Linked DNA regions of Homo sapiens: region 1 is linked to region 2. Evidence: chromatin loops called from intact Hi-C (ENCODE). Cell type or tissue: CD14-positive monocyte. All regions are shown on one strand. Each heading gives the region's core, and the rest is flanking DNA. Links, peaks and the distances in the headings are about the cores only.

The links. Peaks named below come from ENCODE experiments on the same cell type or tissue, not always from the same donor. Only the 100,000 strongest peaks of a DNase experiment are listed, where the experiment ranks them.
Region 1: a loop joins it to region 2, with 1.9 times the contacts of the local background. A loop is called at or near these places in 22 of 110 quality-filtered maps.

The regions. Positions count from the first base shown.
Region 1 is chr14:52,864,135-52,876,580 of GRCh38, forward strand. FERMT2 (FERM domain containing kindlin 2) reads right to left here. Exons shown (of 15, transcript NM_006832.3): 8 at 11,089-11,223; 9 at 10,043-10,092; 10 at 8,665-8,789; 11 at 613-719; 12 at 267-488. All of the region lies in intron 1 of LOC105370500 (a long non-coding RNA gene), which reads left to right. Among named protein-coding and RNA genes, the nearest start is that of GNPNAT1, 79 kb to the left of the region's middle. RefSeq lists a silencer at 9,037-9,331. In CD14-positive monocyte, for the core only: no CTCF peak of the experiment used is centred there; DNase peaks (open chromatin) are centred at 5,007 and 5,317; H3K4me3 peaks cover 826 bases; H3K27ac peaks cover 967 bases.
Region 2 is chr14:52,956,033-52,968,478 of GRCh38, forward strand. No RefSeq gene overlaps it. Among named protein-coding and RNA genes, the nearest start is that of FERMT2, 11 kb to the left of the region's middle. In CD14-positive monocyte, for the core only: CTCF peaks have their summits at 5,279 (motif pointing left) and 5,485; no DNase peak of the experiment used is centred there.

The DNA of each region.
Region 1 (12,446 bases), core at 4,082-6,581, 92 kb before region 2:
GCATTATACTTACCAGTTGAGGATCCCAAATCTGAAATCCAAAATGTGCCAATGAGCATTTGAGAGTCATGTTGGCACTCAAAAAGTTTCAGATTTTGGAGGATTTCAGAGGTTCAGATTAGGGATACTCTAACTGTATTTTATATTCTAACCATCTGATACAAAATTAAGACTAAAAAGTTTTGTTTAAGAGGGGAAAAACAAAGTTATGTACAAAATTATAAAAACAAACCAGCACAGTAGATGAAGTAAAATGAAGTAAGTACCTGCTTGTTCTTATACTTTTTTAGATAGCGGGGAGACACCAAACATTCAGGAGTTATATCAGTCGTGATCTGCTCTGGTATTAACTGAGGATCTGGGTTTAAATGCTGCATCTTCAGAAAGGAAAGAATATTCTGAACTTCTAAGTTGTAAGAACTGTCCGCCATGGTCTTGCCTTTGGAGGCTAATCTGCAGGCTGCCATCCAGTGTGCATACTGTTTTTCCTGGAGAAAAGAAATACTGATGTGTGCAATGTATCACGAGGTGGGTCTTTCAAGTATAAAATATAAGGATGACTGGTCAACTCATTTAAGAAAATTGAAGTGTATTTTTAACTGGAAAACTTACATTGTCACAACGAAGCCAGATTTCATTCATGCCTTCTGCAACTGGAATCAGGAGTTTAATGTTAAATTTTTGGCCTGAAATGTTTACATCTGGGGTAACTTCACATCCTGTAACAAAAAATTTTTATTAAAATGGCTAAATTTACTTTTAAGAAATCTCAAGTCAATACAAGCAGCCCTCATTCTGTGGCATCTTAACATGTTGGATTTTGCCATAGTATTTTATGAAGGCATCTGCTGCAGAAGGTAACATACACATATACTTGGGAAGCTGGAATGAAAACAACTGTATTCAGGCCAGGTGTGGTAGCTCACGCCTGTAATCTCAGCACTTTGGGAGGCCGAGGCGGGCGGATCACCTGAGGTCATGAGTTTGAGACCAGCTGACCAACATGGTGAAACCATGTCTCTACTAAATACAAAAAATTAGCCGGGGGTGGTGGTGGACACCTGTAATCTCAGCTACTTGGGAGGCTGAGGCAGGAGAATCACTTGAACCTGTGAGGTGGAGGTTGCAGTGAGCTGAGATCGCACCGTTGCACTCCAGCCTGGGCAACAAAAGCGAAACTCTCTCTTCAGAATTTCACTTTGTAGGAGGCTTTACAGAAGGGAGTGCAGATTTACTGAACTAGGTGTTAGATAATGGCATAACAGCTGGCATAAACAAGTAGTAACAGTATAATAAATACAGTGAAGTAGAGCTCTGCAGTCAGAGAGACTTGGGTTGCAGACCTTTCTTTGTCACTTATTAATAATAATTATGGGCCATTTAACTTCTGTAAGTCGACATTTCCTGACCTTGGACTCTACCTCACAGGGATGATTTAAGGATAAATAAGATAATACACTGTCAAAGCTTCCTAAAGCTTATTCCAATTGTCCAAGAATGACATGAACAAAGCACAATGTCATATGATCATGCAGTAGGCTCTACGAAGAAAATTTTAAATTGTTAGTAGGGCTTGCTTTTTCAATTCCTCTTGGCACAGAATATAAGATCATACACACTCCATATTCAGAAGAACAAATGTTAAAATTGTCATTTTCCCTGTCTACATAAATATTTTAGTATTAAATAAAAAGAACACTTTAGATAAAGGAGAGGCCCTCTTTATTCTCCTCCCCAGAAGCAACTCCTACCATGAATTTTGTAGATTCCCCCCTGCCCTTTGTTTTCTTTTTAAAATATTTACTACATATGAATTTCTTCTTTTATATCTCCTTTTATACAGGCTTTAGAATGATGAGAACATGTGTGACGAACTGTTTAATGTGCAAAGTTGAAACAGTTGTTTGAAAGTACACAATCTTTTGCACAAATATCATTAATAATTCAAGAGGATTTACAGTACACAATTCCATAATAATTAGGCCTCTTTTAAAAAAACAAGAAAACTAAACAGGGAGAGACAAAGTGGGTGGTAACTCAGGCACTAGTGTAGGCTCAGAGGCCTACAGGGGCCACATCTCAAACACCCATTCCATGCCACCTCAGCTACCTACTTCCACGGCAACCACTGGACTTCCTCAGTTACCCAATTAGTGTACATCTGAAAGATGAAATGCAAACAGCCAATTCTGGTCACAATCTCTAATCCTAACTCTTTGAGGAACCCTATGCTGCAACCCCTCCACTTTCTCCCCAACAGCAACAGAAGGAAGCAACAGCTCCCTCCTTCCCAACCAGCCTGGACCACATTCACTGGACATCAACTCCAACTGCCGAGACTCACTGTCTTCACATTATACATTCTCCTAGCAAAATCTGCACCCTAGGTAAATAAATCCCTCTAACTTTTCCTTGCCTATACTCAGGCTGCTTAGCACTGCAAGATGGGAAGAAGCAAGAAAAAAAGGTTTCACTACAGATTCATGGATACCAACCTCAGCTGGGCCCTTTATGCTTGCATCCTTCTGTGCTTATACAGACATTTTCAACAATGCCTATTTCAAATCTTCTCAGACATCCTACAATGTCACTTGGTCTCAAGGGACAACTCCACCTCTTATGTCTCCAAGAAAATGAAAGCCACCAGAAGTTAAGTCCATCCATTTCCTGCCACCGTACAAGATAAACTTAGCTGTCCTTGCTTCCACGCAGTGCAAGAGGCATCCCTCATCCTCCAGCTTTCCTATCCAAGTGGGCTGAGTTCATTACCATCCGAGCAACCCTGCTCCACCACTGAGATCCTCCCTCTCAGACACTACATTTCCTTCTTTCTACTGCCACATTTCCACCAGCATTTAATTTCCTTGAGTCTCTCCCATCTTACACCACAACCTACCTCCCTTTTCTGTTACCTCTTTCCCCCTTCCTTGTCATAGATAAAGTTCATTAAAAAGCTTTGCCTCCTTTTTTTTTTTTTTTTTAAATAGAGACAGGGTTTCACCATGTTGCCCAGGCTGTTCTCAAACTCCTGGGCTCAAGCAATCCACCACCTGCCTTGGTCTCCCAAAATGTTGGGATTATAAGCATGAACCACCGTGCCCAGCCATTTTTGTTTCTTATTTACTTCTCAGTGACTGTACTTTGGCTCCATACTCAATAAACCACTGAAGTCTACTTAACTTGTTCTTATCAAGGTCATGAACTACATGGCTAGATACTATGTTGGCCTAACTACCTTACTTTACTACAGTACTGGACATTGTTGACTACTCTGTCCTTTTGAAACAACTTTTATCTTAGCTTTCATCATACTTCACTGCCATAGTCTTCCTATGCATTTTTTTTTTGTTTCCTTTGCAAGGTCCCCTTCTTCTAACCTGCCCTGTCTCTTAAACATGGGTGATCTGCAGGGTTCTATTCTTCATCTTGTCTTCTCACATTACAGACAACCATTGCAATGGCTGCACTTACCATTACTGCTAACTGTTACCCTATCAGTATCTGTAGCATGTGCATCTCTCCCCTAATCCAATGTCTACAGGCTAGCTCCAAATAGACATCCCACAGGCACCTCAAATTCAAAATATCCCCAAATTAAACTCATCTTTCCCCCCAAACCCAGCTCCTTTTTCTACATTCTTCTCATCTTCTACATTCTTATCTCAGTATCACACTATCCACCCAATTGCACAAATCAGAAAAATGACCCCACTTCAACCTCCTCCCAAATAAGTCACCCAGACTATTGACCAAACTTCCTCAGTATCTATTCAATCTGCCCCTTTTCTCATCCCATGTTGATTACCTTAATTTGGATTACTATCATCTCTCTAAAATGACTCCTCTGCACCATAACTGGTATAAATATGGATCTTGTCATTTTTGTGTTAATGTTCTTTCAGTGACACGTCACTGCTGCCAGTTCAAAAAGCAATCTCCTTACCATTTTTATCATCTAATGTCTGCCAGTTTCTTCTGCGACTACCTCTCATGTTAGCAGGAATCAGATTCAATAGCTATTAAGAAGTATTCATCCTTCCCCTTAAATTCTATTTTCCAGCAGCACAAAACTCTCTAGGCATTTTTTTTTTTTTTGAGATGGGGTCTGGCTATGTTGCCCAGGTTGGTCTTGAACTCCTGGGCTCAAGTAATGCTCCCACCTCAGCCTCCTGAGTAGCTGGGATTACAGGCATGTGCCACTGTGCTTGGCTCTCCATCCCCGATGAAGTCTCTCCATCCTCACTGAAGATTAAGTTATAGAACACCCTTACCCCTTGCTCTTTTCCTTTCCTTTCCAAAGTACTATTTATTACCCCAATTGTAATTTTATCTCGCCAACATGCTCTAAACCATCCTGAGGATTGAGACTGTAAGTGGTTCTTCCTTGTATCTCTAGTACCCAGCACAGTTTGTGGCACAGGAGTTCACTTAGTATTAGCTGAAATGAATTTTTAATAACTTTGCATTTTAGATCTCTATGAAGCCTTGGCATCCAGTCTAACACTCTCATTTCTCAGAAGAAGATACTATAGGCCCAGATGTGCTATCTTTCCAAAATCACAGATCTAAACCAGGTGTAGTGGTGTGCACCTGCAGTGTCAGCTACTCGGGAGGCAGAGGTGGAAGGATCGCTTGACCCCAAGAGTTGGAGATAAGCGTGTACAACATAGTCTCAAAAAACGAAACAACAAAAATCATAGGGCTTGTTTAGTAGAAGAGCAGCATCCAGACCATTTGATTCTTGGTCAAGGTGTTATCAGTGCGGTGCCTGTGATGAGTGCAATGATCAGTGTGATGAGTCCTTTGAGAGGACTTGGGAGCAGTGGGATGAAAACTGAGAACAGCTTATAAACTTATTAATTCCATGCCAGGACCTGACCTCTTAGTTATACAGGAAGAAGGTTAAGATATAACAGGGACAGTGAGAACAGGGGCCAGAAGACAGATTTAGTCTCAAAGTCAACAGTGGATCATTTACGCTGGTCCTGGGCAGCTGAAGAGGGAAGCAGGAGAAGGTTGCAACAGATCCTGAGAGCAACAAAGAATGACAGAGACCCAAAAGTGAAACGCCCGTGACTGAGAGAGGAAGGTAGTGACCCTAATTAAGAGTTTCAGGTAAATTACAGAATTCCAAAATGTGGGAATAGCAATTGTTTACCCAGGACTGAGTTTTTCTATTTTTTAAAAATTTGTGTAACTTTAAAAGCAATAGTTTAAGTGACTACTAGGCAGAGCTCATGTACTAGGGTACAGATTTCAACACTGTGTTGAAATACGGTAAATCTATCCTAATGTACAATATACAGTCACGCATTGCATAACAGCATTTCGGTAAACAACGAACTGCATATACGACAGCGACAATGCCCTCATAAGACTATAATGGAACTGAAAAATACTGCCTAGTGACACTGTAGCTGTATCATAGCTCACATCTGTGTAAACAAACCTATTCTGCTGCCAGTAATAGAAAGATGTAGCATGTACAATTATAAGTAGTACATAATACCTGATAATGATAAATGACTATGTTACTGGTTTATGTATTTACTATACTATTCTTTTCATCATTATTTTACAAAGTACTTCTACTTAAATAAAAAAGTTAACTGTAAAACAGCCTCAGACAGGTCTTCAGGGGTATTCCAGAAGAAGGCATTGTTACCAGAGGAAATGACAGCTCCATGCTTGTTACTCCCCCTGAAGACCTTCCAGTGAGACAGGATGCAGAGGTGAAGGACAGTGATATTGATGATCCCAATCTCGTGGAGGCCTAGGCTAATGTGTGTGCCTGTGATTTAAGCTAACAAAAGGTTAAAAATAAAAAATAAAAATCTAAATACAAAAAAACATATAGAATAAGGATATAAAGAAAATATTTTTGTATAGCTGTACAATGTTTAAGCTACGTGTCATTAGAAAAGGGTCAAGATGTTAAAAGTAGTTATAAAGTTACAGTAAGCAAAGGTTTGAAGAAAGAAAATTATTGAATAAAGTCTATAGTAGCATATAGTAATGTCCTAGGCCTTCATATTCACTCACCACCCATTCACACCCAGAGCAACTCCCAGTCCTGCAAGCCCCATTCATGGAAACTGCTCTATACAAGTGTACTTTTTTTTTTTTTTTTTGGAGACGGAGTTTCGTTCTTGTTGCCCAAGCTGGAGTGCAATGGCGTGATCTCAGCTCACCGCAAGCTCCACCTCCCAGGTTCAAGCAATTCTCCTGCCTCAGCCTCCTGAGTAGCTGGGATTACAGGCATATGCCACCATGCCCAGCTAATTTTGTATTTTTAGTAGAGACGGGGTTTCTCCATGTTGGTCAGGCTGGTCTCCAACTTCCGACCTCAGATGATCCGCCGCCTCAGCCTCCCAAAGTGCTGGGATTATAGGCATGAGCCACCGCGCCCAGCCAAGTTGTACCTTTTCTAGATTTAGATATGTTTAGATAACAAATACTTACTATTGTGTTACAGTTGTCTACAGTATTCAGTACAGTAAAATGCTGTACAGGTTTGTAACCTAGGAGCAATCGGCTATACCATATAGCCTAGGTGTGCAGTCAGCTATACCATCATGGTTTGTGTAAGTACACACACTCCATAATGTTCACACAATGACAAAATCACCTGGTGACACATTTCTCATAATGTATCCCTACTGTTAAATGATACATGACTGTACTAAGTACAATTTAGGAATATGAATCAGGAAAAGCACCTCTGTGTTTTAAGTGTTAAATGAAATTGTTTTGGGAGTCATTTTTGTGAAATCAGTCTGGAGCCCTTTTCCCTGGTGCTGTTGTCCACATCGGAATACTTCGAGTTAGAAAGGCCTTATCTACAAAAATATGTGTACGTACAAATGTACCCAAAGAAGAGATGGGCTGGGCCACTAGGAGTAACTCAGAACTGGCTTGCCAAGGGTGGCGCAACCTTTGCTATAATCAAGCAGGTGGGAAACCAGGAGACTATGGCTGCAGGTGTTAGCTCCAGCGCCTAGTAATACCTCCCTCCTTTCATTTTCTGTGTCTCTAACCCCTTAGCTCTATTCCGAATTTAAGTCTCCCATGAATGCACCTGACTGGAATCTAAGTCTCATTGGAAATGAGTCTAGAAAGTGTATTTTAGTTTTTTAGTCTTTGCTCTTCTAAGGGAAGATACAGTGAGAGGACTGTGGAACAGACAGTGCAGAGCCAGCTGATTGACTGCATCATCCAAAAGGCATGCCATGTGCCAAGGGTGTGTGCTCACGGGAGAGTGGTCCTCAGGGGATACAGCTTTCTGGAGAAGTGGTATCTACACTGAAAGTGAACCAGGTGATTTTATTGAAAAGTATTACCCCAAGTGAGAGGCTCATTAACGCTCTGCAAAGAAATCACAGTGAGCAGCAGAATGCCATCTACCTGCAGAAGAACCAGACTAATCTGGAGAGGAAATTCGCCTACCAGCTGAGCCAGGGCATCATCAGATGAAAAAGGTGAAAGAGCAGTATGAAGAACCAATAGAAGAAATCACTGAAATAGAAAATTAAGCTGTAGGTCATAGACCTTACTGAAGAAAAGGAAAAACAAAATCCAAAACAAAGCCAATAGCTGAGGCTTCATCCAGGCTTAGCCCAGGCTGTAGGAAGCAGGCCTGCCACAAACGCCCTGAGGGAAAGGAAATGAGCAACCCAAATACCAGACCCTAGTTCTGAGATAGCTTTGGATTTGAAAAGACAGGACAAGAGAAAACCAGTGAGACTCAAGGTGTCAGCTAGAAGCCTCCGAGGAATATCCTGAAGCGGCCTCAAAAGCCAGGATGAGAGCAAAGACAAAACTGTGTGAGGAAGAGGTGTTGGGGAAGGGGAAGGGGAAGGACTTGCCCAAACCCTGAAAGTGTCAGCTACTCTACTGGCGAGCCAGGAAAATTCAGAGGCTGAGGACCCTGAGTGGGACCAGCCTGTCATCAGTGAGGGTGAGGAAGAGCAGGATGTCGAAGAAGAAAGCCCAGGGATGACTACAGCGTGGCTTAAAATAAGGCAGAATCCAAAACAGACAAGGAGGCAGCCCCTGCAGAATAAGGAAACTCTAAATGTCCTTAATGCTGAAGATCAAAAGACAACGTAAGCTTACTTGACAAGTTAGAAATGCAGAATCAGCTTGGTGTGGTGGCTCACGCCTGTAATCTCAGCACTTTGGGAGGCTAAGGTGGGCAGATCAATTGAGGCCCGGAGTTCGAGACCAGTCTGGCCAACATGACGAAACCTTGCAGCTGGGTGTGGTGGTGCACACCTGTAATCCCAGCTAGTGGGGAGACTGAGGCAAGAAAATCGCTTGAACCCGGGAGGCAGAAGTAACAGTGAGCCAAGATTGCACCACTGCACTCCAGCCTGGGTGACAGAGCAAGACTCCCTCTCAAAAAACAAAAAAGAAAAGTTGAATCATACATTTCAGGTCAAGTCTGCACAAAGAGATTACAACAAAATATTTATGTGGAATTGAATACTTCAAACCTGTGAAAAGGACTATGTAAAAGAGACATATCTAAACATTTTTCAAGTACCCAAAGGAGTAAAGAAATTGATTTTTTTAAAAAACTTGTTTATCCCAGCAAGTGGCTCATTGACTATTAGGCCAATGGGGATGCCACCATCAACAACAGCCGTGCCAGGCTCTCCTTACCCCTGAGGTTCATCTGATGAGCTGGTGTGCCACTGGATTCTTCTTTGCTCTTATAACAAGAAATGGATGTGTCTTTGAAGGTGCACCAATATTGTTTGTAACCTTTCAGAGTCAGCTTTTTTGGCCTATGTATCAAAGAGAATTAACAACAAAATCACTTGGAAGTAACTTTATTAACGCTGTATTAGCAAAGTTTCACAATATTAATTTAAGTCTGGGGTCAAGTTTTACACGTGCTGAAATTGATCCCCCTTGGTCAGCGTCTTATTAGTCAGTGCTACTGTTACTGGATGCGAGCCTCCCTTCTCAATCTACTCTAGAAGATCCCACAAACAGCGTTCCGAGGAGAAAGGCAGTAGGGCCTGTGTTCCAGTATTCTGCAGCTGTAGCCATCACATCTATCACTAACTAGCAGGTCACATGGGAAGGGTAGGAAAAGAAAGGTGAAGTAAATGTCAGTAATTGGAAAATTCCTAGATCCTGTAATTACCTGCAGGTTTATGGGTGTCTGCAGGATTGCCTTGGAGCCTCTATAAAGATGCAAATTTACCTGGCAGGACTGAAAGTGGGGGATGTGCTTCTTTCTCCGGGGTAAATTCCAATGGTGACATTAACTTGCCACTCCAATATCAAACACAGAAGGAAGATGACAGAGCAGTCATGAGGATGTGTAAGGAAAGGTGCAGGTAGATGAGAAAGGTGGGTCAAGGGGGAAGGAGAAAGGGTAGGGTAGTGGATCTGAAATCATGCCCTTATCTCAGAAGTTCCATATTTTGAACTGCTGTATGTTCAGCTATGGTAAATGGTTTATTCTAGAGTAGTTTTGTATCTTATATAGTAGAAAATAGTACTTTCCACATCACCTCCTTTTCCTTTTTCTCCTCTCTGCCTTAATGCCGAGCTCTCTTGATTCTGTGGAATATAGCTGGATAGAGTGTTAAAAATCTTGATCAGATATACTAGAACTTTACATAAAATGTTCCATGAACAAATGAACAGAGTTCAATAGAATCTTGCGCTCTGAACGAGGAAATAATCGCTGGCAGTGACACAGTTCATTATGTACTGCTTCCAACTGAGGCCCGGAGGGGCTGTGCCACTGTATTACTATGTTTCAGCATCTGTATGATGCAATCTAGGTTTCACAATCTTTTTTTTTTTTTTTTAAAGAAAAATCTGATAAAAGAATGAGCATTGTGATTTTAATTTTGTAAAAGTGGTTATTTTCTCTCGTGGTAATTTGGTGTTCACCTAACTGGTAAATCCTTTTACAGTAGATGCGTTTGTTAGTCAAACTTAACAGTTAGTTTCAATAATGTGACCATGACTATAAAGCTGACAGTTATTAATATTTGGCATCCCTCCTTTTTGTACTTACTTGAAAACTTTAATGTAGTCAGCAAGTTCAGGAATGGAAGTAATGTCACCCTAGGAGAGAGTTAAATCCTTTTTTAATTTTTTTAATATTTGAAATTCTTTCTAATGTTTGGTATCTGATATCAAGAACTAGCTTACTTAATAAACAGAATGACATAAAATACAATGATAAAGATTTAAACAACAAAATCACATTACATAGTCTTGTGGACCATATTCTTCTTGGTACAAAGGCATTTTCAAATAGCATAAAAGGTTAACAAAATTTTCATCAAAATGGCAATTTATACAACCCATGAGAATATGCTATCTTTAATAGTGCTGAAACTGTTTGTAGGTGCATATAAATCTGTACATTGTAAAAGGCCTGAAGTGTTTCTTCAGCAGTAACTAATCCCTATACTTAAAAACCAAACCCAGTGTTTCACAATTTTCCCGAGATCTATTTTCTTCTTTTTGTAGTATTTCAAATGTGCACATCACTAAGTGGATTTTTACCATGACTTGAGATTATTTTCCTCTGCAGAAATGTCTTCCCACCACTTGTAAAAGAATTTGCAGAGTATTAGAGTATTAGATCTATTCTTACTGTATTGAATGCACTAGAGACTAATACATTATTACTTTAAAAACAAACTTCCCAGTGGTGGCGGGAGCACTGCTTAAGGCCAGGAGTTTGAGATCAGACTAGACAACACAGTGAGACCCCATCTCTTAAAAAAATAAAAAATTAGCCAGGTGTGGTGGTGCATGGTTGTAGTCTCAGCTACTCAGGAGGCTGAGGTAGGAAATGGCTTGAGCCCTGGAGTTTGAGAATGCAGTGACCTATGACGTGTGCCACTGCACTCCAGCCTGGGCAACAGAACGAGACCCTGTCTCAAAATAAACCACTTTGCTCAAAGTTCCTGAAAAATTAACATCTGATTTCTCTCTCTAAAGCATTAAATATTTCTCTCCACCACCCCCAAATACTTTGAACCTAAATCCACAAAATGGAATGCATCAATTCAAGCTAAATTAGTAGGTAAAAAAAAAGATTCACCCTACCAAAATTGTTGACGTTTTACCCCCTTCCAGAGTAATCTCCAGGTCTGAAAGGGCAGCATCAACTTCATCAACTTCTTTGTCACTGTTGTTCAAATGATTCTCTGATGTCATGATTGACAGCTTATTGATATGATACTGAAACCAGAATTATTTTATTAAAATAATTGCTATAACTGTAAAACTCTAAAATGAAATTACTATCTGAATCTATATTTAATGCTTTTCAGGACCTAATTTGAAAAGACAGAAGCGTCTAGGAACTAGAACGATAGGAAATAAATACCTGAAATCAATATCCTAAACCTGCTAATAAATACTTATCCAAAAGAAGTAGGGTCTTTGGACACATACCAATGAATTCATCATTTGCGGGCTCTAAGACTTAAGAGAGTTAACTGGTCCTCAACTGTACTTCACATTAACAGAGATTTTTGACTTTTTTTTTTTTCATTGTAATCTGCCCTGTGTCTATAACAGGGCCTGTTATCAAGAAATATTGAATGAACATACAGAATATGCATAAGGTCTTTTGTAGAAACTGATGAACACTGAATGCTGTACACTGCTCCTATTACCCAGGAGAAAGTCATCATTATTATGTCGAAAGCTAAAACTCCACTTTTTCCCCATCCTTGCTTCATGTTCTGTATTCTCATATCTAAGAATGTTTGTACGTGAGTACGCACATGGACACCCACATATACGTGGGTGGGGTGGGGGCAGAGAGAGAGTAGTGAGTAGTGATGACTACTCATATGTAGACAGGAAAATTTTTGGATACAGAATAGTTACTGATTTTAAATATACTTCAGTAAGTGACTTAGAACAAATATTATGTTAAGCCTTAGGTTTTCTACAAAGGTCAGCAGAACCTTTAAATCTTAATCAATTACCTTTCAAAGCAACAAGTGGCACTCCAAATGTCTAAAGTATTCATTTAATACATTCATTTCATGGGAACATTTAGTGAACTAATCTGAGGCCACTTACCAATGTTCTGTGTTTTAAGATTTAGTGATTGATTGGTAATGAATAGTCTCTGACTACTTCAATTGTGCTGAAATGAGATCTTACAATTGTAGAAATGTCAATGTTCATAAATTATGGGAAATGAGGTAGAGGTTGAGGCCCTCAGGTCCCAAATGTCAGAGTATATTAAGAGTCTGGTGAAGAATTGGTCAAAAATACAGATCCTTAGGTTTACTCCAGAGATCCTGATTCAGGAAGTCTGGGGTCCAGCCTGGAATCTGCATTTTTACTCACTGCTCTGGGTAATTCTGATGCAAAATGTCTTTATGAGTCATACCGGAGAAATCCTGGCTGTGAATGGGACTTAAAAAATCCAGCTTTGCTTTCAA
Region 2 (12,446 bases), core at 3,989-6,488:
CAGTTGTCCAAAGGAGACATACAAATGGCCACACAGAATATTCTCAACATCATTTATCAGCAGGGAAATACAAATTAAGGTACAATGAGATAACACCTCACATCCTACTAGAAGGACTATAATAAAAAAGATGATAACAAGTGTTGGTTAGGATGTGGAAAAATTGCAACCCTTATACGCTGCTGATGGGAAAGCAAATGGTAAGTTGCTTTGAAAAACAGTTCGGCAGTTCCTCAAAAAGTTAAACATAGAGTTACTATATATATGGTCACCATATATATATAGATATAGTTAGCATATACATAGCTACCATGGTCTGAATGTTTGTGTCCTCCTAAAATTCATATGTTGAAATCCAAACCCCCAATGTGATGATATTAAGAGATGGGGAAGGCCTGGTATAGTGGCTCATGCCTATAACCTCAGCACTTTGGGAGGCCTAGGTGGGAGGATCGCTTGAGCCCAGGCATTTGAGACCAGCCTGGGCAACATGGTGAGATCATGTCTCTGCAAAAATAAAAGTAAAAAAAATTATCTGGGCATCAAGGTGGGCACCTGTAGTCCCAGCTACTCAGGAGGCTGAGGTGGGAGTATTGCTGGAGCCCAGGAATTTTTTTTTCTTTTGTTTTTCAAGACAAGGTCTCACTCTGTCACCTGGACTGGTGTACAGTGGCACGATTTTGGCTCACTGAAGCCTCCATCTCCTGGGCTCAAGTGATTCTCCTACCTCAGCCTCCCAAGTAGCTGGGACTACTTGGCATGCCACCATGCCTGGCTAATTTTTGTATTTTTAGTAAAGACAGGGTTTCACCATGTTGCCCAGGCTGGTCTTGAACTCCTGACCTCAAACTGCCTTCCTCAGCCTCCCAAAGTGCTGAGATTGCAGGCATGAGCCATTGCGCCTGGCCAAGCCTAGGAGTTTGAGGCTGCATTGAGTAGTGGTCATGCCACTGCACTCCAGCCTGGATGACAGAGTGAGGCCCTAAAATCAAATTAAAAAAATTTTTTTTGTTGTTTTCATTTGTCTCTAAAAACAAACTTTAAAATTTTTTTAATTAAAAATAAAGAGGTGGGGCCTTTGATTAGATCATTAATCCCTTTAATAAGGGAGTAGCACACTTATAAAAGAGGCCTAATGGAGCTCATTTGCCCCTTCCACCATGTGAGGACACAGCGAGAAGGTGCCAACTGTTTACTAGAAAGCAGCCCTCATCAGACACAAATCTGCTGGCCTCTTGATCTTGGACTTTCCAGCCTCCATAAGTGTGGGAAGCAGATTTCTATTGTTTATAAGCTACCCAGTTTGTGGTATTTTGTTGCAGCAGCACAGATAGATTCAGACATCCCATAACCCACCATTTCTACTCTTAGGTGTATACCCAAGAGAAGTGAAGACATATGCCCACATAAAAGCTTGAACATACATGAATATTCATAATGTCTAAAAGATGAAAACAACCCAAACGTCTTTCAAGTAATTAATGGATAAACAAAATGTGGTATATTTATACAATGAAATATTGTTCGGCTGGGCATGGTGGCTCACACTTGTAATCCCAGCACTTAGGGAGGCCCAGGTGGGCGGATCACCTGAGATCAGGAGTTGGAGACCAGCCTGACCAACATGGTGAAACCCCCTCTCTACTAAAAATACAAAAATTAGCTGGGCGTGGCAGCATACGTCTGTAATCCCAGCTACTCGGGAGGCTGAGACAGGAGATTCCCTTGAACCCAGGAGGTGGAGGTTGCAGTGAGCCGAGATCGCAACATTGCACTCCAGCTTGGGCAACAAGAGTTAAACTTCGTCTGAAAAAAAGAAAAGAAAAGAAAGAAAGAAAGATTGTTCAGCCTAAGAAAAGAATTAAGTACCAATACATGCCACAAAATGGATAAACTTGAAATCATGCCAAATGAATGATACCAGACACAAAAAGTTAGGTATTGTATGATTCCACTTATGTGAAATATCCAGAATAGGCAAAACAATAGAGATAGAAAGCAGATTAGTGGTTGTTGGGAACTGGGGGCAGCGGGGAGGGTGGTGAGGAAAGAATGGGAAGTACTACTAATACGTGCAATGTTTATTTTGAGGGTGATAAAAATGATCTGAAATTAGATAGTGGTGATGTCTGCACAACTCTATGAATATACTATAAACCAGGGGTCCCCAACTCCTGGGCCACAGACCGGTAGCAGTACGTGGCCTGCTAGGAACTGGGCTGCACAGCAGGAGGTGAGTGGCGGGCGAATGAACATTACTGCCTGAGCTCCACCTCCTGTCAGATCAGCAGCAGCATTAAATTCTTATAGGCATGCAAACCCTATTGTGAACTGCACATGTAAGGGATCTAGGTTGCACGCTTGTTATGAGAATCTAATGCCTGATGATCTGAGATGGAACGGTTTCATCCCCTAACCATTCCCCCACCCCACCCTGCTGCACCTCAGTCTGTGGAAAAATTGTCATCTACGAAACGGTCCCTGGTGCCAAAATGGTTGGGGACTGCTGCTATAAACTACTGACATGTATCCTTGAAAACGTTGAATTTTATGGTATGTGAATTATATAATAATAAAGTAATAAAGAAATCAGAAGGGAAAAAAGGGAGCAAAAATAAAAGGCTAAATTGTGAAGTACAGATCCATTTTGAGGACTGTGATAGTCTAGACTCTGTAAGAAGCTGATTAACGAAGTCATGATATGTTTTCTGAAGACGATAAAGCTAAGCAGACAAAGGAGTAGATGGAGTTAGGCCTATCAAGACAATTAGCATGGGAAAATCACGAGGCAGAAGTGAGTATGGAATGCTCACCAGCCAGGAGAAGAAAGGAATAAATGCTAAGGAGATGCTTGGGGTTGGTGGCCACAGAGTGAAGCCAAACCAGGAAGGACAGAAGTTTAGACTCTGTGGTTTAAAAAAAAAAAAAAAGAGGAGCCATTTAAAAATTGGTTTGTGGGCCAGGCGCGGTGGCTTATGCAATCCCAGCACTTTGGGAGGCTGAGGTGGGTGGATCACAAGGTCAGGAGTTCGAGACCAACCTGGCCAACATGGTGAAACCCCTTCTCTACTAAAAATACAAAAATTAGCCTGGTGTGTTGGCATGCGTCTGTAATCCCAGCTACTGGGGAGGCTGAGGCAGGAGAATCCCTTGAACCTGGGAGGCAGAGGTTGCAGTGAGCCAAGATCGTGCCACTGCACTCCAGCCTGGGTGACAGAGCAAGACGCTATCTCAAAAAAAAAAAAAATGTTGATGTGTGGTAGTAATATTATGAAAGCAATGTTCAAGTAAGATTAATCTGGTAAAAACATGCATGATGGTTTGAAAGAGCTAGGGACTGGAATCTGAAAGGTTGGTTCGGAATCTGTTCATAACTTAGATGTAAGAAAAAAACCTTTGGTTGGTAAGATAAATAATAGGGGGTGGAGGATGCAGGGGATTTCAAAAATAGTATTAACAAAAAGTTTCTGAGCATTTTTGATGTTCCAGGCACTGTCAAGTCACTTTAAATGTTCCTTACAATAACCCTTAGTTTTTATTACTATCCTTATTTAATGTGAGTTCACTGATGGACAGATCGGTTATCTGGTTATACAACTTGTCCTAAATAAGCCACACAGCTGGTATGTGGAAGATCTGGGACTAAAACCTAGGTCTAAAAAAAAGATGGTCATAAATGCTTCAAAGTTTTTATGCTGAGGTGACTGGAATAACAGGGGTACTCCTGGACAGGGAAATGGAAGTTTAAAGGAGATGATTTCAGGGAGCCAGGTAAAGATGAAGAGTTTTTAAAAAGTAATACTGAACTTGGGGTGAAAGCATCACATTCAGTGGAAATGTTTAAAGGACAATTAGATAAAGAAGGCTGGCAGTCTTGTGAGACGATCAGATCACACAGAGAAGTCATTAACACAGAAGTGAGCCCTAATGAATGGCTCAGAGTCCCCAAATGAGGCTGCCCCTTGGGTCGCTGTTCCCCACAGGCAGAAGTAGGAAGAAGAGTTATCTAAGGTAACAGAGAAGAAAGGATCAGAGCTGAGAAAAGAATCAGATTAGTTAGGTGAGCCAAAAAAAAAAAAAAGAAGAAAGAAAAACTATTTGAAGAAAGAAAGGTTGGTCAACAGTATCAAATGACATAGAAAAGTTCAGGAAAATAGTGACTGGCAAAAGTTACTCTTAACCTTGCAGAGGACAATTCTAAAGCTGATGGAAAACAGATTTCCAAGAGTTAAAGAAGATAAAGGGAGGTTTGCCAGGGAAAGAAAAGCAAGAAATAAGATGGTAATTTGGAGGTGCACCAGAAACAAAGACACTTTTCAAAGCAAAGAAGACCTAAGCACGAGTAAAGACTATGAAAAACGTAAGGGGGATTTAGATTGATTTGTGGTTATCAGGAAGAACAAAGGAAAAAAAAAGAAAAAGAGAATATAAGAGGAAATATTTGTTTAAAAGATTCTTCATTGGGATAATTCCAAATATCCAGGAGGAAATAGGAAAAGCCCTGCCAAGCTAGAAGAAATACACATCAATTTTCAAGATTGGGTTGTTGGAAGGCTTTAACCATCTTATAAAAGTAGAAAGGCCCAAGAGGCTAGAGTAAGTTGATCACAAATGTATTTAAACAAATACTGTCAATATTAGTCAACGAGAGGGTGGGGCTGCTTGAGTTATTGTGCTGATCGGATGGAAGCCCTTCCCAGGTCAGATCTGGGCCAGGATGTAAGAAAGGAAGGATGTGATTGAGATTAGTTTCAGTATAACTAGGGCAGAGAGTCAGAGGCCATAGAGAAACCAGCGGTGACAGCACAGAAGTGCATTTGCCAGCCTAGAAGTGCTGCTGCCACCTGTGAGAGTCACTGGAAATCCACAGGCCAAGAATCCAGTCCTCACAGCTGCCTTCATCCTACAATGATGGATCAGTGTTTCCTTGTTAATAAACATGTAGGCTTCTCCCTGATTTTTAGTGTTATTTATTGTCTAGCTGGTTCCTCCTAGTTTTGGGTGGCAGGTAAACTGCTGACTCTCAAACCCATTCTGAGAAATGTTCCCTACCCTTTGTCCTTTGTAACACAATGTCCTCTTTAAATGCATAAACCCTCTGTTCTTTCCCAGGAGTTGCAATTCCACTAAAAGAGCCAAACCAGAAAGTCATCTAAAATTTCAACTGCCCTAGGGCCAACTCAGTCCACCTTGGAAGGACAGAAGTGCATGTTATCTACTAGCTCTTGAGAGGGTGCTCTCAGGTGACAGGGAACAGAACAGCAGCTGAACATTGCCATCTGGTGCCTGGGAGGTGTCACTGTATAAACCTTTCTTCTCTCTTGAACTAAATTCAACAAATAATTCATTAAGAATTTAGGCTCGGTGCAGTGGCTCTTAAGCCTGTAATCCCAGCACTTTGGGAGGCCGGGTGGCTGGGGCGGGGTGAGGGGGTGGACCACTGGCATCCAGGAGTTTGAGATCAGCCTGGCCAACATGGTAAGACCCCGTCTCCACCAAAAATGCAAAAAATTAGCTGGGCATGGTGGTGTTCCCCTGTAGTCCCAGCTACCTGGGAGGCCAAGGTGGGAGGATTGCTTGAGCCCAGGAAGTGAAAGCTGCAGTGAGCTGTGATCGTGTCACTGTACTCTAGCCTGAGTAACAGAGTGAGACTCTGTCTCAAAAAAAAAAAAAAAAAAAAAAAGAAAGAAAGAAAGAAAGAAAGAAAATAAAAGGGAGAATTTAGGCCGGGTGTGATGGCTCATGCCTCTATCCCAGTGCTTTGGCTTGGGAGGCCACGATGCAAGGATCACTTGAGGCCAGGAGTTCAGACCAGCCTGGGCAACAGAGCAAGATGCTATCTCTAAAATAAAGCAAAACAAATACAAGAACTTAGTAAACAAATGAAAATGTGTCCCTACACCTATTAAAAGATACACTCTTGACCAGGGGTGGTGGCTTAGGCCTGTAATCCCAGCACTTTGAGAAGCCAAGTCAGGTGGATTGCTTGAGCCCAGGAGTTCAAAACCAGCCTAGGCAACATGAGGAGACCCCCCCAACCTATAAAAAATTTTTAAAACTTAGCCGGCCATGGTAGCATGCACATGTTGTCCTAGCTACCTGGGATGCTGCAATGGGAGGATCACTTGAGTCTGAGTCTGGGAGGTCGAGGCTGCAGTGAGCCGTAATTGCACCACTGTACTCCAGCCTGGGTGACAGAGTGAGACCCTGTGTCAAAAAAAAAAAAAAGATAACTCTTCATTTTTAGGTTCCATATAATTTCCTTCACCATATAAACAGACTCTACTATCTTCCATTTAGATACATAAAGAAACAAGTCCCTCTCGATCACATATCTCCCTATATTTTTACTTCTGTGTTCCTTTAAACACAAAACCACTCAAATGAAAGGCCTGTATGTAATAGCTTTGCTTTCTCAATTTTCGATTACTTTAAAACTCACCCCCACATTTGCATCTGAAGAAAACATGTCACCTCAAAATATGCTTCTTTTTTTCACATCTGTATGAATCAAAACTGCCTCTTTGACATAAAAATTATTTTTGAGCTAAAGGCAATTAAGATGCAGTAGAGGAAAAGCTCTCTTTATCCAACCTCCTTTTCTGCCTAAAGACAGGCTATAAATTCTCCTTTGCTGGAGACCACTCTAGACTCTTACCAACCCAAACATGGCACCAGAGTGATTTGCAAACAAATTTTATCTGTTAGTTTCCTCCAATATATTTAACTTTCCTTAGAAGTCTAAAATTGCTTTTCTTTGTCTGTTCTCTACAAATGTATTGTTCTTTGTTGAAGATGCTGTATATGCTGTATAAGCCATTGATCTGAGTTACTTTTCATTGAAATTTCTCCCAGATGATGTGTGCTGTATGCATTAATTAAATTGTTTGTTTTTCTTTTGTTAATCTGTCTTTTGTTATAGGCATCCCAGCTAAGAACTACGAGGGGTTGAGGGAAAATTATTTTTCCTCCCCAATACCTCTGTTTCTATCAGTCCACTGAGTCAGTTTTTTAATGTCACCAATAATCCTCATGTGGCATAAGAAATGGTGCCCTTTCCATCCTTTTCTTCGAATTCTCTCAGCCGCTTGCCCACTCTCTCTTTCTGAACACACACTCCTCTTGGAGTCTGGACATTGCCGTCTTTGAGCTTTTCCTCTACCTCTCTTTTCTCATTTTTCAGACTTCCTTGCTTTCTTGCTGGCTCATCCTCTAGCTGATCTCTGAAGTCAGCATGCTATAGTACCTCTTTTCTTCTCTACATACATTCTCTCTCCAGCTGATCTCCTCATACCTTGAGGCTTAAAATACTATCTCTCTGTTGATGATTTCCAAACCTCTAGCCCAGACCTGTGCTTGAAGCTCCAGACCTGTAGATCCATGTGTAGTAGGCACTTCAAACTAAAATGTGCAGTGTGAGACTCTGGACTTTTCCTCCAATATCTACTTCTGCCCCAGTATTTTTCATCCCATCAGATAATATCACCATTCAACCCATTTGCTCAACTTACAAACTAGGAGTCAACCTTGATTTTCCACTTTCCTTTACTGCCAGTCTGCAATGACTAGTTTAACACTACATCCTGTTGGTCTGTCTCTAAAACAGATCCCAAATTGTTCCACTTTTCTCCACCTCCACCACCCCACCCTAATCTTAGCTACTGTCTTCTCACTTATATTATTTATTCAGTAGCCTCCTAAGTGGCCTCTCTGATCTTTCCCCTTCCAATCCATTTCACTACACAGCAGCCAGAGTGATCCTTTAAATCTGTAAATCACAACATTTACTCTTCTCTTAATAACATCAGTAGCTTTCCATCACACTTAGAATAGAATCCAAACTCCTTATCATGGCTTGAAAGGCCTCACAGGATCTGGACCGTCTACCTTGCTGACCTCTTGCTCACTGTATCCAGTCATTCAGGACTCCTTACTTTTCTATCTTAGCACATACCATTCCCTTGGCCCCCAGGCTTTTCCCTGCCTCTTCTTGTGGCTCTATGTTTCTCAGCCCCAGTATCATCCCTCAGCAAGGCTTTTCCTGGCCAGGCAGTCTGTAGTAGCCTTTACCACACTGCATCCCCACCACCCCATTACTTTCTATTTCCTCATTTGCTTTTGTTCTCCTATAAAACTTACCAAGAATTCAAAATTATCACATTTGTTTGTTAGCTTATGATATTGTTTGGCTCTGTGTCCCCACCCAAATCTCATCTGAAATTGTAATCCCCATGTGTCCAGGGAGGGAAGTGATTGGATCAAGGGGGCAGTTTTCCCCATGCTGTTCTCGTGATGGGGAATGAGTTTTCATGAGATCTGATGGTATTATAAGTGCCTGGCATTTCCCCTGCTTGCACTCACTCTCTCTCCTGACACCATGTGAAGAAGGATGTATTTGCTTCCCCTTCTGCCATGATTTTAAGTTTCCTGAGGCTTCCCAGCCATGTGGAACTATGAATTAATTGAAGCTCTTTTCTTTATAAATTACCCAGTCTCAAGTATTTCTTTATAGCAGTGTGAAAACGGACTAATACAGCATATTTGTCTTCATCCCAGCCAGCCTTCTTTTCTACCATTATAAGAGCCCCTTGAAGGGAGAGACTTTCCAATTCCATGCACTGGCACCATTCCAGCTCCGTGGGCACAATTCATGTCATGATCATGTGAATAGAGGTCCCTAAGGCTCCCAGCCTTGTTCTACTTTGTTCACAGCCATATCTCCCAAGCACCTAGCATAGTACCTGGCACATGACTGGTGCTCAACAAGAATTTGATGAATGAATGAAAGAATGAAAGGGTGCATATCTTGGATTCTGTGCCACTAAGAAACTTAAACTCGTAAAGACTATTAGAACCAAGAGCATCAGCACGACATATAAATATTGATGAGTTTCTCAGCCCCACATGCTTTTTTAGTAGTGTGCTCTGATCTTTGAGCTGTAACCAAATATATCAATATGCATAGATCCTGTCCTTATCTTTGTCATAGACACTGTCCTTCAATCTTGTCTACTATCTTTGATTAGTCAACCCTGGCCCTTTGCAACCTAGCCTCACTCCTCATTCTCCTATGACTTCATCTCCTATTTCCCATTGAAATTGGAGCCAAGGGAATAACTCCCTTGATTTACTCTACCAAACCTTCCGGACTGTCAAAATCTACACAAGATGGTCTCTCTTCCTTCCCTGCCATTAGGCAGAAGAGGTGTTCATGTTCTTATCAAAGATTAATCCATCTGTGCCCACATCCCATTTCCTCCTATTCTCAATAGATTCTCCAGTGTTTTCTCCTGCATCTTTAAACTCTCTCCTTGACCCAGAGGCTTCTTATCTGCACTTAAATGTGCTCAAGTCTTTCCCATCATTTGAGAGGCTAGAGAAGAAGTCAGAAAGCCCTCCTCAGACTTTACTGTCTCCTTTGCTGTTGTCCTTCCCTTCACAGTCAAACTTCTCCAAAAAATTTTAAGCATTGTCTATACTTACTGTCTCCATTTCCTCTTACTGTTTTACTATATTTAATTTTTTTATTTTTAATTTTTGTGGGTACATAGTAGGTGTATATATTTATGGGGTACATGAGATATTTTGATACAGGCATGAAGTATGTAATGATAACATGGAAAATGAGGTATCCATCTCCTCAAGCATTTATCCTTCGTGTTACAAACCATCCAATTATACTCTTTTAGCTATTTTTAAAATGTACAATTTAGTCATTATTGACTTTAGTCATGCTGTTGTGCTGTCAAATAGTAGGTCTCATTCATTCATCCTTTTTTTTTTTTTTTTTTTTTTTTTGAGATGTAGTCTCACTCTGTTGCCCAGGCTGGAGAGCAGTGGAACAACTCTGGCTCACTGCAACCTCAGCCTCCTGGGCTCAAGCCATGCTGCCACCTAAGCTTCTTGAGTAGCTGGGACCACGGTGCACACCATCATGCCTGGCTAATTTTTTGTAGAGATGGGGTTTCACCATGTTGCCCAGGTTTGTCTTGAACCCCTGAGCTCAAGTAATCCACCCATCTTGGCCTCCCAAAGTGCTGAGATTATAGGCGTGAGCCACCGCTCCTGGCCTTCTCCATTCTTTCTATTTTTTTGTGTGTCCATTAACTATCTCCGCCTCCCCTCTCACCACGCCCCCAACCCCAGCCACTACCCTTCCCAGTCTCTCGTAACAAACCTTCTATTCATGGACTCTGTGTCCATGAGTTCAATTGTTTTGATTTTTGTATCCCACAAGTAAGTGAGAACATGCAATGTTTGTCTTTCTATGCCTGGCTTATTTCACTTAAGATAATGACCTCCAGTTCCATCCACATTATTGCAAATGACAGGATTTCATTCTTTTTTTTTTATGGTTGAATAATACTCCATTGTGCGTATGTACCACATTTTCTTTATCCATGCATCTGTTGATGGACACTTAGGTTGCTTCCAAATCTTGGCTTTTGTGAACAGTGCTGCAACAAACACAGGATTCTGCAGACATCTATTCAATATACTGATTGCCTTTCTTTTGGGTATATACCCAGCAGTGGGATTACTGGATCATATGGTAGCTCTATTTTTAGTTTTTTGAGGAACCTCCAAACTGTTCTCCATAGTGGTTGTACTAATTTACATTCCCACCCAGAGTGTATGAGGGTTCCCTTTTCTCCACATTTCACCAGCATTTGTTTTTGCTTGTCTTTTGGATATAAGCCATTTTAACTGGGGTGAGATGATATCTCATCATAGTTTTGATTTGTATTTCTCTGATGCTCAGTGATATTGAGCACCTTTTCATATGCCTGTTTGACATTTGTATATCTTCTTTTGAGAAATGTCTATTCAAATTTTTTGCCCGTTTTTTGATTGGGTTATTAGTTTTTTCCTATGGAGTTGTTTGAGCTGATTTTATATTCTAGTTATTAATCCCTTGTCAGAAGGGTAGTTTGCAAATATTTTCTCCCATTCAGTGAGTTGTCTTTTCACTTTGTTGATTGTTTCCTTTGCTGTGCAGAAGCTTTTGAACTTGATGTGATACCATTTGTCCATTTTTGCTCTGGTTGCTTGTGCCTGTGGGGTATTTCTCAAAAAATTTTTGCCCAGACAATTGTCCTGGAGAGTTTACACAATGTTTTCTTGTCATAGTTTCATAGTATGAGGCCTTATATGTAAGTCTTTTTTTTTTTTTTTTTTGAGACAGAGTCTTGCTCTGTCACCCAAGCTGGAGTACAGTGGTATAGTCTTGGCTCACTGTAACATCTGCCTCCTGGGTTCAAGTGATTCTTGTGTCTCAGCCTCCTGAGTAGCTGAGATTACAGGTGTGCACCACCACAATTGGCTAATTTTTGTATTTTTGATAGAGATGGGGTTTTGCTATTTTGGCCAGCCTGGTCTCAAACTTCTGGCCTCAAGCACACCTCCTGCCTTGGCCTCCCAAAGTGCTGGGATTACTGGTGTGAGCCACCATGCCTGACCAGATTTAAGTCTTTAATCCATTTTGATATGATTTTTGTATATGGTGAGAGACAGAGGTCTAGTTTTTCTGCATATGGATATTCACTTTTCCAAGGATTATTGAAGAGACTATCTTTTCCCCAATGTATGTTCTTGGCACCTTTGTCAAAAATGAGTTCACTGTAATGTGTGAATTTGTTTCTGGGTTCTCTATTCTGTTCCATTGGTCTATGTGTCTGTTTTTATGCCAGTACCATGCTATTTTGGTTACTATAGCTCTGTATAATAATTTGAAGTCAGGTAATGTGACTCCTCCAGTTTTGTTCTTTTTGCTTAGGATAGATTTGGCTATTCTGTGTCTGTTGTGGTTCCACATAAGTTTTAGGATTTTTTTCTATTTCTGTGAAGAATGTCATTGGTATTTTGATAGGGATTGCATTAAATCTGTAGGTGGCTTTGGGTAGTATGGACATTTTATTTTATTTATTTTTTTGAGATGGAGTCTTGCTCTGTCACCCAGGCTGAAGTGTAGTGGCATGATCTTGGCTCACTGCAACCTCCGCCTCCCGGGTTCAAGCAATTCTCCTGTCTCAGCCTCCCAAGTAGTTGGGACTACAGGCACCTGCCACCACGCCCAGCTACTTTTTGTATTTTCAGTAGAGACGAGGTTTCATCATATTGGTCAGGCTGGTCTCGAATTCCTGACCTTAGGTGATCCACCTGCCTTGGCCTCCCAAAGTGTTGGGATTACAGGCGTGAGCCACCGTGCCCGGCCAGACATTTTAACGCCTTTTTTTTTTTCCAATCCATGAACATGAACACCATTTTTTGGTGTCCTCTTCAATTTCTTTCATTCAATGTTTTATAGTTTTCATTATAGAGATCTTTCACTTCTTTGGTCAAGTTAATTTCTAGGTATTTGATTTCATTTGTGGCTATTGTAAATGAGATTTCTTGATTTCTTCTTCAGATTATTCACTGTTGGCATATAGAAGTGCTCCTGATTT